Linked DNA regions of Homo sapiens: regions 2, 3, 4 and 5 are each linked to region 1. The links are chromatin contacts, found by Hi-C or POLR2A ChIA-PET in ENCODE. All regions are on one chromosome and are shown on one strand. Each heading gives the region's core, a stretch centred on a gene start or an enhancer-like site at or near the end of the contact. The rest is flanking DNA. Distances are from core to core; before and after follow the strand shown.

Region 1 (2,868 bases), core at 217-2,716:
AAGGCCATTCTTCACTCTTTGACCAATCCCGGAGATGAAGTGGGCTTTTTAGTGCAAAGCCAGAGAATCAAAAGAGCCCTTGGACCCCAAATGACAGAGATCATGCAACTGCTCGCCTTAGGAGGCGAAAGTCAACAGGTACTCGAGTCCCCAGCCCTGGGACTCCAGATGGTTCCGTTTTCTCACCTACCCTGCCTTCCCCCAGCGAACAAAAAGCAACAAAAGCGCTTTTGAAAAGCCCCACTTAAGATACACGAACAAGATCAACTCATCCTCCCAGCACAGGAAACGCGGCGCTTCCCCCGCAGGAAAAGGGAAAGAGGACCAGGAGAGGGTGTGGCCTCGGGCGGCCGTTCTTCTCCGTCCCTATCTCAGAAAAAAGAAATTTAGACCAGGCGTGGTTGGCTTACGTCTGTAATCCCGACACTTCGGGAGGCCCAGGCGGGCGGATCACCTGAGGTCAGCAGTTCGAGACCAGCCTGACCAACATGGTGAAACCCCGCCCCTACTAAGAAACACAAAAATTAGCCGGGCTGTGGTGGCGGGCGCCTATAATCCCAACTACTCAGGAGGCTGAGGCAGAAGAATCACTTGAACCCAGGAGGTGGACGTTGCAGTGATCTGAGATCGCACCACTGCACTCCAGCCTGGGCGACAGAGGAAGACCGTGTCTCCAAAAAAAAAAAGAAAGAAATTTAGGCGGGAAAAACTCTCGGGCCGTCCCCAAGTCCGTTGGTCGAACCCTGACCACCGCCGCCAAACCGTTAAGCTAGAGGGCGGCCCCGATCCCGAGCCTCCGCCCCCAGCCGCGTGGCAACCCAGGCGGGAACGGAGCGATCCCGCCCATTCGCGAAGGACCACTGAGGGACAAGGCTCACACCGGACGCGCGCCGCCGAGTCTTCCGCGAAGGGTCTCGCGACAGAAAGCTGAACCAACACGAGGCGGGGAAGGGGTACCCGCGCCGCGAAGGGGGAGGGGCCCGCAGAGCGCGTGCGCGCCGCGAGTGCCCGGATGCAGCACTGCGACAAAGCGGGCTCGAGCGCGGGGCCGGGAGTTGGGGGAGGCGAGGCCACGGAGAATGGGCGTTTTCCACCCTCACCTGACGCTTCAAACCCCTAAGAAGCGTCCCTCCCAACGCCCACCCCAAGCAAACGGACTGCAAAGAAAAGACTTCCCGCCCCGCGCGCGAGGGCCAGAGGAGCGAAACAAAATGGCGACACCAGCCTCCTCCAGTTACTCTTCTCCGCGGCTTCCCGCCACAGGGGCGCCAAAAAATCCCACACGGGATCGCCGCCCCGGTCCCACTGAAAACGAAAAGCCCAGCTGGGAGGCCTCGGCCGGGTGCGCCGCCGCCGTCGCCTCGCGCCCTTACCTACCGTTTGAGGCCATGTCCGCGCACGCGCGCACAGGCAAGCAAGCAACGAAGTTCCAACACCGCTGAGTACCGACGCCTGGAGGACTGAGCAGCCCCGCCTCCTGCGTCGAAGCTTAAGTACGCTCCGCCGCCTACGCACCGCGCAGGCGCGCACCAAACGCGGAAGAGCAGGGGGAGGCAGGAACGCACTCCGCCCCCTTCGTAGGGCAGGTAGAGGGTCCGAGCAGGCAGAAGGGAAACAAGTTAACTAGAATCATGCGAATACTATACATAATCATATTTTTTGAGGAAGAACCCCTCTCTCCTCGGCAGGACTAGCCCACGATCTATCTCCACCCCCATGAAGGCACAGTGGTACGGCCTGAGTGCCCGCTGGGGGCGGGGCGAGGGGGCGGTCCCGGCGGCTGGGGACGAAACTGGAGTCACAGCCGGGAGTAGCGGGGTGGAACCGAGATTCCTGTGGCCGGGCCCCTTCGCTGGGCCCCGCTTTCACCCAGGATGGCGAGCTCCTGCCCTCCACCCTCTTGCCGCTGTATGGGGCGCCTCGTCCCCGCGGCTCCAGCCTCCCTCGTCGGCAGCACACTGGCCCTCCCTCTCCTGCGCCCTGAGGTTGACTTCGTCGTCTTTCAGGGTTGCCTTGCCTTTCGGCCTTTCTGGGGTTCGGGGATTATGACGTTTGACCTGAAAGACAGCAGGGATTTCGGCCGGGACCCCTGGGCCCCGGGCTCGTCCAGCACTGGGCTCTCACCCGGATCCTCATGGCTTTGCCCCTGGGGAGCCACGGGGCGGAACAGCCCAGGCCATCCTTGGGACCAGAGAGGGTTGACCTCAGATGTACGGTACCCAGCCTTTTCTCAGGGACCTCCTTTTTATTTTTCTGAAGCCCTACCAGGGCGATCCCAGAAATAAAACGTGTACAAGGCTTAAGTGGTTTCAAAATGCACAGATAATTTCCTTGTCATCAGTCTTACGAAGGAAGTAAAGATACCTCCGTTTTCTAGATAAGGAAAGTGAGACTCAGAGACCCAAGTAATTGTGCCTGATTACAGGGCAGCTAAGAGGAGTCGTGATTCGAATCCAGGTCTTGTAACTGCAAAACACTCCTCTTTTTGGTGGCATGAATGCTAGAGTGTTTGGTCGCCTTTTCACTTCCTGTGAGAGCAAAAGCAAAAAGAAACATTCAAATTAACTTGCAACTTGCACTTTCATCAGCCTTGCCTGGAGAAGGCAATTTGAAACTACTGAATAAAACAAGACAAAAGACGTTAATTCCTGATACATAGGCATGCAGGTTTTCCTTCCCAACTTAACCTTTCAGCGGGATTTCAGAAGGTCCTTTGAGGGTTGGACACGTCTTTCTAGAGAAACAATGAGGGCCATGCCCTGGGCCCGCCCACAAATTAAGCCCCACTAAGCCCTTGACTTCAGCCCTAAAGGCCCTGAATATGCCAATATCCACCCCACCGCCTTTGGAAGGAGAGTTCAACTCTCC
Region 2 (2,868 bases), core at 94-2,593, 480 kb after region 1:
AGAAATTACAGGTTACATTTCTTGAGCACTTACTATGTATAAGATACTTTTAGTACCTGTTTGATGTGTTCTATAATCCTCACACCTACCTTAAAAACCAAGTGCTTTTCACAGCATAACAAATATTGACTTCCTCCTACACACAACGGATATAGCCATGCAGAAAGGATTCCCGACCTAAATGTAGCTTACATTCTAATATAATCTGTTTTGTAAGTTACGAAGTTAAGACCTTATGATTTGCGGAAGGTTACACAGTAAAAAAGTGATAGGAGGGCTTCAATCCACAGTCTGATGCCAAAACCAAGGAAAACCTGCTACTCTTCCTGGTAGAGCCAGGTTGACCACGTTTTCCTCAACCCACAGCCTCAGTTCTGTTGTTGTACTATAATCAAACCCTCTACAGAAAAATCACATGCAAACATTCCCATGCTTCTCTAGAGTGAAAATCCCCAATACGGACCTATAATTGCTTTATCTCAAACATTTCTCCCATTAGCATCAGCACACAAAATGGTAGCAGATCCCTCACCTGTGTGAGCTGAGACCACACCCCCTGTGAAAGTCTGCACTTCCACGGTGCCGCCGTACTGAAGGGAATCACACCTGAAACATCCATCAAAGCGTATTATTTACTCCAGTTTTTTGAGACGTTTAAATATACCCAAATCAGTTAAAAGACTAGAAACAGAAAAACTACAGTAGTAGGAAAATCTCACATTTCAGGGAAATGCAAATCATGTTTTGTGAATTCCGGAGGGACATACGATCCTGCCTGGGGGCAGGAGCAGGAAAGGAGTGAAGAAAGAAAGTTCAAAAATTTTAAGTGTAAAGGCTCCAACCACAGAATGGAAGACAAAAAAAAAATACAGCAAAAAAAAGCTGTCACATCCAGAACCTCAGAAAGGTGCTACCTGCCTGCGGGCCTTTCCAGTGAGGGCTGAACGCAGAAGTGAGAGTGGAACTCCCGGGAAGAGTCAACAAACAGGCTGGTCACAGGAAAATCCGCCCAGGATTCAGGGCAGGGCGCTGTATATCCCATACCTGCGCCTTGAGACACTTCCCCAAATACAAGAACCACAGCAAAAGGAGACTCAGGAGCAGTCAAAAGCGAGAGGCCGCACTGCCAAGAACCACGCGCCGGAAACAGGCAGTGTGAACCCGCAGGAGGCCCGGAAATGCTTCCCCAGTGTTTAAGGAAATTCCTAAACCACAGTGCCGGCTTTGATTCACTCCCTACTCCGCCACACGTTCCCAAGACCCGAGCTCACCAGAAGCCAACAAGCCTTAACTCTTGACTTCAGGTTTCGTGACCATCTCCCTAGCCCTCCCGACGGACTGACCTCGCGTGACCCCTGACCTCTGCCCAAGTTGCCACTAGCCCTGAGATAGCCCCGCCCCCTCCAGACTCCCACCCCACCCAACGTGCGCGCCGGGCGGGGGAGGGGCCCGCGCGTGCGCGGCTGGAGGCGGAGCGAGCCGGCTGCGCGCACGGCCCAGGGGCTCCCGCCAGAACCCGAGCCCACGCACACAAGGGTCGCGGGGCTGGGAAGCTCGTCATCCAAGCCCGTCAGGGAGCCCCCCCATCACCCGACCGCGAAAGGCTGAGAGAAGGGAGGGTTCGTGCCACCAGGTCCTGGTCCCCCGGCTAGATGTGGTGGGCGCGCGCCCCGACTACTCGTCCCACGCCCCCCTTCCTCTTCCCGCGCGCCCCTGAGGGGTGACTGGGTTGGTGGGCGGGCAGGAGCGCACCTGGGTCCGTCCTCTCAGGGCTCGCTCGCTCGCTCGCTCGCTCAGGCACGCGTGCGCAGAAGGGCGGGAAGGGAGAGGAGACACGCCGGGGCCCAGCGCCGGCCGGCCTGACCCCCTCAGTCTGTCTCTATGGGCGCGCGCCGACAGCCTCGCGCACCGGCCCCGGGGCCCCGGCTGAGGGTGCGCGCGCAGCACCCCGGGAAGGTGGGGGGGAGGCGGTGGCGGAAAGATGCGCGCGCAGTCAGCCGTCATGGGAGGGGGAACTGTGGGGCGTTCGCCATCTTGTCTCCCTCTCCTTACCTGCGTCCTCGGGGGCGTGCGCACCACCCCCCCTCCCGCCTAGGAGGGGGGAGGGCCCCCTCTTGGCCACCGCCTTCGCGGCCTTTAAACTCCCCTGGAGACTGCGGCTACTGCCACCGCCTTGCCTCCACTGCCTCTTCGCGCAGCACACAGATGCGGACGGTGGGTGGGAAAAAGGGCAGACGCTACTCCCAGCGAACCGCCGCTGCCGCTCCCGAGGCCTCACCAAAATGGCCGCCGCCGTCTCGGCCGCCACCACCACCACTACCACCACCACTCGCTCGGAATCGCTATCGCCGGCGCGGCCCGTCTTCTCGCGAGAGACAGTAACTGGAGGGTGGGGGAACGGGGAGGCTCGCGTGCTAGCGTAGGGTGCAGCACGGTGCGCAAGGCAGCCTGGGAGGTGTAGTCTCCCAGAGGCTGCGCGCTCGCCCTTCCTCGGAGCGCCTTTACCGTTTGCCCCTAGATCTACCTGGGGCTGCATTGCGGCTGCCAGCTCGGACCACCGCCACCTCCCTTTTTATTTACAGATCACCCAGTAAGCTGCAGCAAGTTAGCAGTGGAACCTGGGCCTCCCGATTCCCATGGCAGCCCACTTCTGTAGCGCTGCTTCGTTTTACGCGAGGATGGTTTCCTGATAGCTTTCAAACACCTTTGCCATCTCTTCGCAAACTTTCTAGATTAAGAATCCCTTTGAGAATCTGATACCTTTACCCCAGAATAGAACAATAAATAACAGCTACCTTCTACTGACACTACTTGGTGCCTTGATTATTTCTTTTAATCCTAACTGCTCCATTTTACAAACGAATTGAG
Region 3 (2,868 bases), core at 144-2,643, 430 kb after region 1:
CGGGTGGAGTACCTCCAGGGCATACGCATCTTTTCTGCCCTCCCCGTGTTGAGCTTTGTGTTGAAGGCATAAATGAATGAATCCGTGAAAAAATGGGGTTGACCCAAGGTAAGAGTCTAGTCACTAGGTGTTCTCCACTGATCACTGATTCTTCCCATTTAGAACTATTCAGTCAACCAGGCGCGGTGGCTCACGCCTGTAATCCCAGCACTTTGGGAGGCTGAGGCGGGCAGATCACGAGATCAGGAGTTCAAGACCAGCGTGGCCAATATGGTGAAACGCCCGCCTCTACTAAAAATATAAATTAGCCGGCGTGGTGGCGCGCGCCTGTAATCCCAGCTACTCGGGAGGCTGAGGCAGGAGAATCACTTGAACCCAGGAGGCAGAGGTTGTAGTGAGCCGAGATCGCGCCACTGCATTCCGGCCTGGGCGACAGAGCGAGACTCCGTCTCAAAAACAAACAAACAAACAAACAAAACCAACTATCCAGTCTTCTCCTGAGAAAACCTGAACTTGAAAGACACACACACACACACAGACACACACACCACCACCACCAGCACCACCAGCACCAGCACCACCACCACCGAAAGACACACACACACACACACACCACCACCAGCACCACCACCAGCACCACCACCAGCACCACCACCACCAGCACCACCACCAGCACCAGCACCACCACCACCAGCACCAGCACCACCAGCAGCAGCAGCAGCAGCAGCACCACCACCACCACCACCACCACCACCACCACCACCACCACCACCACCACCACCACCACCACCACCACCACCACCACCACCACCACCACCCGCGAACTCTCCAGCCTTCAAACGGAAGCGGGAATGCTGGGGCTCGACCTCTTTGGACCTCCGTTTCCCTGGCCGCGGCCTTACCTGCCGATGACGTCCTTAGGGTCGTACTTCTGGTAAAACTCTTTGGCGGCGGCCCAGTCGGGCAGCTCATCCTCCGGCCCCACGTCCAGCGTCATCCTGAAGGAGGCGGGGGCCTGCGCGGAGGAGGAGGGCAGTGAGGGCAGGGAGGCCCACAGGCTCTGAGACGACCCGCATGGCGGCTCCCGGGGGCGCAGCCCTTGCAGCTGGGGCGCCAGGGTCCTGGGGGGTGGGGGGGGGTGGGGGAAGGACCCGGACTGGGGAGACCCCGCAGAAGAGCCTGGGGGCGGGAGGATGGCAGGGCAGGGAGGGGAGTGGGGAGATGTGCCCAGGAGGCAGGGGGAAGGGGCGCAAGGGCAGGCGGCTGTTGCCGCGCAGGCGCATTCGGGCGGGCGCAGGAAGGGGACGGGGGTCTAGCGCAGGCTCACCTGAGGGGGCAGGCAGAGGAGCCAGGGTCGACGCGAGCTGCGCTGTCGCCGGGTTTGCCTGCAGTCGCTCACCTTAACCCCCGGCGGCGGGCGACAACCCAAGGCTCCGCCTCCATCCTGCCCGCCAATGGTCAGCGCCGCCCGAAGACTGAGGCTCAGAAGCCCTTCCAATTGGAAACCGGCCGCCCAATTGGGGCTGGGGCGTGAGTCGGCGCTCGGCTGGACCTAAGGCTGCAACGCGACGCCGGGGCGCGGCTTCAGACGCGGCCAATCACCGAGTGGCATCTGCGGGACAGCAGAGGGCGGAGCTTGTTGTCACGTGGGCTTGGAGGCCTGGAATGGGACCCGGAAGTTGGGTTTACTGGGAAACGTGATCTCTGGGTGGCGGGGAAGCAGGACCTTCCCGCGCCTCTAGTTCCCAGACTTGAGCAGGGTTCCCTCGGTCTCCTCCAAGCATCCCTAACTGAATTCAGCATTTTCTCTTTTTTCAGACAGGGTCTCGCTCTGTAGCCCACGCTGAGGCTGCAGTGTAGTGGCGCGATCATAGCTCACTGCAGCCTTGAACTTCGGGGCTCAAGCGATCCTCCCGCCTCAGCCTCCCAAAATGCTGGGATTACAGGCTTGAGCCACAACGCCCAGCAAGCTCTTTTCAATATTAGCAGCCTGGCCCAAAGCGCCTGTCCTGAGTACACTCCAGCCCTTAAAACATTTGGACACACGCAGCTTGGACTCCAGCTTGGCCTCTTAGTTCGGACTTAAAATGCCAGAGGAAGCCTTTTCTGTGTCCGCTTCAACTCCTCCTAAATACATCCAAAGCCCTAGCGTTTACTATCTGGGATTTACACACTTTCTCAATCTTCCACCCTCTCCCAAAAGCCTTGTATCACACTCTGTTCTAAACCCACCAGGTTGTTAGATTCTGCCAGGAGTGACTCAGTGCATAGCTCAAACCTGGCATTCACTAACAAATTTTTATGACCGTCTAAGACCTAGGAACTAGACTGAGAGCAATGAAACAACACACACACCCCTACCCTGTGGAGGTTATGTTCCAGCCAAAGAGGAAAAGAATTAACTTATCTCCCTACAGCTATCTTAGAAATGACACTTTGGGATTACAATTATGAGGGAAGAAAAATGAATTCAGGTAACTTTTTATAGAGTACTATGACTCTATACCATCAATCTAAAGGCAAAATTGCAAAAAATCTTGAACTTTACTTAGATTTGTTGTTTGGTAATATAACAGGATAATAATTCTGAAGCTGAGTAATCAATATATTGATGTGACTGGAAGCCAAGGTTCTTAACTGTGGGAATCTGGAATCTGGAATCTGGAATGGGGAAAGTGGAGAAAGAACCCTATGATTGACTGGAATTTTTAAAAAGATTTTTAAAAGATGTAAAGTAGATAACATTAACTATTTACTGGCTCTTACCTCTGCTTTCAGAATGCCCTAAGCAGTAACTTCCCAGTAGAACGCCTAGTGTCTAGATGCTGATTTCTCAATAACAGTACCCAATAAAAGGAACTAAGTCTT
Region 4 (2,868 bases), core at 143-2,642, 340 kb after region 1:
CGCCACTGCACTCCAGCCTGGGCCACAGAGTGAGACTCCATCTCCAAAAAATAAATAAATAAATAAATAAATAAATAAATAAATAAATTTTAAAATTAGCCAGGCATGGTGGTGCAAACCTGTGGTCCCAGCTACTGAGGAGGCTGAGGCTGAAGGATCTTTCTTTTTTTTTTTTTTTGAGATGGAGTCTCGCTCTGTTGCCCAGGCTGGAGTGCAGTGGCGTGATCTCAGCTCAGCTCACTACAACCTCTGCCTCCCGGGTTCAAGCAATTCTCCTGCCTCAGCCTCCGGAGTAGCTGGGACTACAGGCACCTGCCACCATGCACAGCTAATTTTTGTATTGTTAGTAGAGACGGGGTTTCACCACGTTGGCCAGGCTGGTCTCGATCTCCTGATCTTGTGATCCGCCTGTCTCGGCCTCCCAAAGTGCTGGGATTATAGGCATGAGCCACTGCGCCCAGCTGAAGGATCTCTTGAGCCCAGGAGTTTGAGGCTGCAGTGAGCTGTGATTGCACCACTGTACTCCAGCCTGGGCAACAGAGTGCTGTCTCAATAAAAAGAAAAAAAAAAAAAGAATGCAGAAATACAGAGGTGGCAGATATAAAGATCAGCTACTATCCCCGGGGCTGAGATACAGTATCCAATGAAGAATCTTCTCCCACAAGGGCTGAGATCCAGATGTCATTTGAAAGGCATGGCAGAGAAGCCACTGACATGCCTCACCAAATGAGACCTCCTAGAAATCTGCCCTCTGGGGTATCAGGTGAAGCTGCTATTCCACCAAGCACTGTTGGAACCAAGAACTGTAGGAAACTCACTCTGCAGGAGCCCATTGCTGGAAAGAGCTTTGCCAGTGCAAGGATCAAGCACTGTAGAGAGTCAGGCTATTAGAGGAGTCAAGCACGAGAGCATGCAGACTCAGCGAGAGCCCAGTGCCTGAGGAAGCTCTACCCATACAGGAACCAAGTGGCAGAGAAAGCCATGCTTTCTACCTGTTAGATAAAGTGCGCTTGGTGAGAGCACAGTGCTGGAGAAAGCTAGACTGCTACAGAAGCCAAGTACTGGAGAAGCGTGCTCTGCCAGAGTTCAGTGCTAGAGAAAGCCAATAAAGGTCAGGACCAGTGGTGGGTGTGCAAAAACTATCCAAGTGCCAGGAGCCACTCACAGCAAAGGCGGCATGTGGTATGGGATTTGTGGTGTCCATATTGGGGGAGGGAACGTGGTAAAGTGTTGCAAACTGGGGTCTTTGAGCCTCCCAAGGACTTTTCACTCTGGACATGCATCTAGGGCAGAGAACCACTGGGATCTGCCCCTGAAAAACTGCAGCAAGAGCAAGAAAAATGAAACCTCAACAGGACCAGAACCAGGAAGAGCTTCCCCTTCTTCTTGCAATGTCCCACCAGCGCCCTCTACTGACAAAGCATAACATCATGTTCTTTGCAAGGAGAAATGTATTAGAAGTCCAGCCCGTTATCTTAGAGCAGGTACTGGAGGGTGACATTTAGAGCTGAGACAACTGATTGAAAACTGACATAGTGCCAGAATCCCCACATAGGCTCTCTGACTCATAGACTGAAGGTCAATATGACAGGAAGGCCTAAGTGAAAGCCCCTGGAACTTCCCCTCCCTACAGAGAAAAGAAGCCAGTAGAAATACCACATTCCTGAGGGAAGCACAGAGATTAATGCCACCATCAAAAAATTAAAAGAAGCAAGGGTGATGACACCTATCACATGCTCATTTAACCCACCAGTGTGGCCTGTGCAGAAGTCAGATGGATCTCGGAGAATGACTGTGGACTATCATAAACTTTATCAGATGGTGACTCCAATTGTAGCTGCTGTTCCCAGATACAGTATCTTTCTTGGAGCAAATTAGTATTTGTAAGGCTGCTAGTTTGTTTGTTTTTTCCCTTTTTTTTTTTTTTTTTTTTTTTTTTGAGACGGAGTCTCACTCTGTCACCAGGCTGGAGTGCATTGGTGCCATCTGGGCTCACTGCAACCCCTGCCCCCTGGGTTCAAGCAGTTCTCCTGCCTCAGCCTCCCGAGTAGCTGGGACTACAGGTGCGCACCACCACGCCCAGCTAATTTTGGTATTTTTAGTAGAGACGGAGTTTCACCATGTTGGCCAGGATGGTCTTGATCTCTTGACCTTGTGATCCGCCTGCCTCGGCCTCCCAAAGTGCTGGGATTATAGGCATGAGCCACCACGCCCGGACTTTTTTTTTTTTTTTTTTTTTTTTTTTTGAGGCAGAGTCTCGCTTTGTCGCCAAAGCTGGAGTGCAATGGTGCGATCTCAGCTCACTGCAACCTCTGCCTCCCGGGTTTAAGAGATTCTCCTGCCAAGCAGCATCCCAAGTAGCTGGGATTACAGGCATGTGCCACAATGCCTGGCTATTCTTTGTATTTTTAGTAGAGATGAGGTTTCACCATATTGGCCAGGCTGGTCTCCAACTCCTGACCTCAAGTGATCCACCCACCTCAGCCTCCCAAAATCCTGGAATTACAGGCATGACCCACAGTGCCCGGTCTATGCTGCTAGTTTTGAGCAGGGACTGGAGCGAGAGAAGGCTCTGCAGCAAGTCCAGGCTGCATTACATCACATGCTGGTCTACTGTGTGGTGCTTGAGATCCAGCAGATCCGGTAACGCTCAGTGTCCATGGCAAACATGGCAAACACCAATAGAAGAATCCACTCCTTCACACCAACTTTTTTTTTTTGTTTTTTGAGTCAGGGTCTCACTCTGTCACCGAGACTGGAGTGCAGTGGCATGATCACAGCTCACTGCAGCCTCAACCTCCCAGGCCCAAGTGACCCTCCTACCTCAGCCTCCCAAGTAGCTGGGACTACAGGCATGTGCCACTACGC
Region 5 (2,868 bases), core at 140-2,639, 280 kb after region 1:
CACGCCTGTAGTCCCAGCTACTTGGGAGGCTGAGGCAGGAGAATTGCTTGAACCCAGGAGGCAGAGGTTGCAGTGAGCCAAGGCCACTGCACTCCAGCCTGGCAACAGAGAAAGACTCCATCCCAAAAGAGAAAGAGAGAGAGAGAGAGAGACGGAGTCTTGCTCTTTCGCCCAGGATGGGGTGCAGTGGTGCAATCTTGGCTCACTGCAGCCTCGACCTCCTGGGCTCAAGCGATCCTCCCGCCTGGGTCTCCTGTGTAGCTGGGACTACAGGCATGCGCCACCATGCCCGGTTAATTTTTGTATTTTTTTGTAGAGACAGGGTTTCGCCATGTTGCCCAGGCTAAAAATGCATAGAATCTTATGGGACCTCCATTGTCTGTGCGGTCCACCTGTTGACCAAATGTTGTTATGCAGTGCATGACTGTACTGCCTCCTCAGTGAAGCCTCCAGAATCACTTCTCCTTTATAAACGAACTCCTTCCTTTGACTTAAGGCCATTTGCATGAGTTCCAGGGTAGCTCTTTTAACGGCTTTTCTGTGTGTATCTGCCTTAGCCTGAGAGCCCTTTGAAGACAGGGCTTACATATTTCTACCTCAGTGACTGCTAGTGGACTTCAACATCATCGAAGTACAGAACTTCATATCAAAATGTGCCTTGAAGGCCCATTTTACAGATAGGGAGACTGACTTCCATTTCCATTTCTCTCCCTGATGCCCCATCCATGCAAGGCGCTGGCCTGGCTAGTCAGCGAATCAAGGTCCGCAAGAGCCAGTGTCTGGCGCCCCGGGAGGGACTCCATTTCCCGAAACGCACAGCGCGCGCCCGATGCGTGCTGGGGAATGTAGTCCTGACCCGGTGCCCCGCCCCCGCCCCACCCCCGAAGTTTCCCAGCACCAGTCGCGATCCTCAGCAGCCCAGACTTTCGTCTCCTGTTGTCACTCACTACTTCCTGTGACTCCAAGACTGCCTTCCCTTACTCTACCCCTTCCTTCAGCCCCCCAGCTCTGATTCTTTCCCGAGACTCAGTGGACGCAGGGGTCCTGCCCCAGCCCCGACCCCAGTCCTCCCCCTGGGTGTACTCGAACCGGTGATCTAAGCCCTGAGCCCAGGTCCCTGAAACCTCAGCCCCAGGCCTCCTCTAAACCCTAGCGCCTGCTGTTTCTCACAACTCACCCGCTCACTCGTTACCTGACACCGGAGCCCTGCCCTTCCCCGCCAAGGCCGCTCCCCTCCCGGACCCGGGGGTGGCGGAAACCCAGACCCCCAGCTCCCAATCCCTCTGACTCCTGCGCCCCTCAGCGACCCGGCGTCCGGTCCCTCAGCCCCTTACCCAGACTTCCCTCCCTCCGGCTCATGCTGGCCCCTGGCTGATCCCGGCTCCCTTCACGCCCCCCTTTCGAGGGGGGAGAAAGGGGAAAGGGCTGGGGGCGTGGCCCGGGCGCAGCCAATCAGAGCCCAGACCCCAAACATTTCATCCTACCCCCCCTTTTGAGACAGGATTCCTTGGCCCTGAGCTCAGCTCCTCGTCCGTGGGGCCTAGTGGGGGAAGGGGCCCGAGGGGGAAGGCAAGTTGTCTGCCGGGTGGACAGGACCTCGGGGCTGGGGGTGTCAGGGCCTGGGAGGCAGCCCAATGTTCTGCCGCGGGCTCAGGCTTGGACCTGAGGCAGCGGCTGCTTTGGGTGTAAAGCTGAGGAGACAGGAGAGGGAACTGCCGGACTGGCAGGACAGGAATGCGCAGGCCCTCTCTCTAGTCTGGGGCGCGGCTTGCGAGGGAGGCTACGATGGGGGCCGTCAGGCTTGGGGCATGTTTGTCCAGACATACATCTCCTGGCCTATCTTAGATGGCTTCCAATCTCATTGTCACACCCACCAGGAGGGAGACAGATACACTGCTCTCCTCTTCTTAGCAGGCCTAGTAACAATCACACCCCGCCCCCCACCCCCAGGAGAACAAGCTACAGAGACCTGGACAGGAAGTCACACCCATACGTCAACCCCATTAACCTGGTGTAGACGGAAAGGAAGGCACATAGGGATGATCCATACTTGGTTTCTGGCCCCCGCGAGGGGCTCGCGGTCTGTCGAGGAAGCCCATAGACAACAGAAGCTAATGGGGTTTGTGAATGAAGACGAGGAGGCCCGTGTGTGTGTGCGCTTGCGTGTGTCTGCGTGTGTGCGTGCATGCGGACGTGTGTGCGTGTGAGCATGCGTGTGTGCGAGTGGATTTGTGTGCGTGTGAGTGTGCAGGTGTGCGCGTGTGTGCATGTGCGCGTGCATGTGTGTGCGTGTGTTCGTGTGAGTGGGTGTGTGTATTGCCGTGAGCAATTGCTGGAATAAAAGAAGAAAGAGTTTAACTGGAGAGGGCACAGCAGATAGAATTGAGCCAGACAATTGGTAGGGCCCACAATCACATGTGTATTAACTGTAAATATTTATTGGGCATTTACCATGTGCTGGGCACTGTTCTAAGAGCCATATGCACATTAACTAACTCCTGTGTTATAGATGCGGAATAGAGAGAAGTGACTTGTCCAGGGTAACACAGTTAGGTGTGGCACAACTGGGATTTTACCTAAGCAGCTTGGCTCAAAAAAATGCTGTCTTAACCATGCTCCTAACCCCTTATACCCTTAACCTCTGGACATGGTCACGCCCAAATTCACAGACACAACAGCCACACCTTGAAACACACACACACACACAACAGCAGCACAAATTTTGACATGGTCTTATCTGCTGACAAGCCAGCCTCAAATAAAGTCAACAAAGACACACTCATTTTATTTAAGTAATGTACATTTTATTTAAGTCATGTGATGGATTTTCACAGAATACATATGCCCAGGGAACCAGCACCAGATTAC

What was found. Hi-C counts contacts between places; a loop is a spot of excess contacts on that map. ChIA-PET counts read pairs that join two places held with the same protein, here RNA polymerase II (POLR2A). Pooled maps may share reads with other maps.
Region 2: a map of naive thymus-derived CD4-positive, alpha-beta T cell shows a loop between it and region 1 (12-fold over the local background). The contact joins the promoter of SRCAP here to the promoter of FUS in region 1. A Hi-C loop is called at or near these places in 1 of 168 maps with a recorded cell type or tissue (naive thymus-derived CD4-positive, alpha-beta T cell), 2 of 37 single-sample maps with no recorded cell type and 12 of 50 pooled maps. POLR2A ChIA-PET finds 5 or more read pairs at or near these places in 2 of 52 experiments (AG04450 and activated CD8-positive, alpha-beta T cell).
Region 3: a loop to region 1 is called in a map of gastrocnemius medialis, with 6 times the contacts of the local background. The contact joins the promoter of PHKG2 here to the promoter of FUS in region 1. A Hi-C loop is called at or near these places in 1 of 168 maps with a recorded cell type or tissue (gastrocnemius medialis) and 6 of 50 pooled maps. POLR2A ChIA-PET finds 5 or more read pairs at or near these places in 4 of 52 experiments (GM10248, activated B cell, activated CD4-positive, alpha-beta T cell and 1 more).
Region 4: a loop to region 1 is called in a pooled map, with 3 times the contacts of the local background. The contact joins the enhancer-like site here to the promoter of FUS in region 1. A Hi-C loop is called at or near these places in 2 of 50 pooled maps. POLR2A ChIA-PET finds 5 or more read pairs at or near these places in 3 of 52 experiments (K562, RWPE1 and activated T-cell).
Region 5: a map with no recorded cell type shows a loop between it and region 1 (8-fold over the local background). The contact joins the promoter of CTF1 here to the promoter of FUS in region 1. A Hi-C loop is called at or near these places in 1 of 37 single-sample maps with no recorded cell type and 7 of 50 pooled maps. POLR2A ChIA-PET finds 5 or more read pairs at or near these places in 9 of 52 experiments (B cell, CD4-positive, alpha-beta T cell, HepG2 and 5 more).

Annotation. Positions count from the first base shown.
Region 1 is chr16:31,178,737-31,181,604 of GRCh38, reverse strand. It overlaps FUS (FUS RNA binding protein), which reads right to left and starts at 1,466. Exons shown (of 15, transcript NM_004960.4): 1 at 1,378-1,466. The coding sequence starts at 1,390. RefSeq lists enhancers at 191-240, 341-400, 431-520, 1-706, 707-1,468 and 4 more and silencers at 751-800, 921-1,070, 1,711-1,780.
Region 2 is chr16:30,697,646-30,700,513 of GRCh38, reverse strand. SRCAP (Snf2 related CREBBP activator protein) reads right to left here and starts at 1,343. Exons shown (of 34, transcript NM_006662.3): 1 at 1,272-1,343; 2 at 533-606. LOC730183 (a long non-coding RNA gene) reads left to right here and starts at 1,454. Exons shown (of 2, transcript NR_144637.2): 1 at 1,454-1,633; 2 at 2,583-2,807. RefSeq lists silencers at 1,323-1,552, 1,693-2,102 and enhancers at 1,272-1,566, 2,223-2,412, 2,443-2,532.
Region 3 is chr16:30,746,950-30,749,817 of GRCh38, reverse strand. PHKG2 (phosphorylase kinase catalytic subunit gamma 2) reads right to left here and starts at 1,393. Exons shown (of 10, transcript NM_000294.3): 1 at 1,328-1,393; 2 at 903-1,015. The coding sequence starts at 997. RefSeq lists silencers at 1,167-1,306, 1,347-1,646.
Region 4 is chr16:30,843,420-30,846,287 of GRCh38, reverse strand. It overlaps a transcript of BCL7C not described here. Among named protein-coding and RNA genes, the nearest start is that of MIR4519, 30 kb to the left of the region's middle. RefSeq lists enhancers at 1,438-1,537, 1,578-1,667. Within about 2 kb of position 1,392, at least 9 of the 41 ENCODE cell types and tissues checked have a DNase peak (open chromatin) inside an H3K27ac peak, as active enhancers do.
Region 5 is chr16:30,895,135-30,898,002 of GRCh38, reverse strand. CTF1 (cardiotrophin 1) reads right to left here and starts at 1,389. Exons shown (of 3, transcript NM_001330.5): 1 at 1,335-1,389. The coding sequence starts at 1,359. It overlaps MIR762HG (MIR762 host gene), which reads right to left. Exons shown (of 3, transcript NR_110942.1): 3 at 2,783-2,868. RefSeq lists enhancers at 803-852, 1,716-2,219, 2,220-2,725.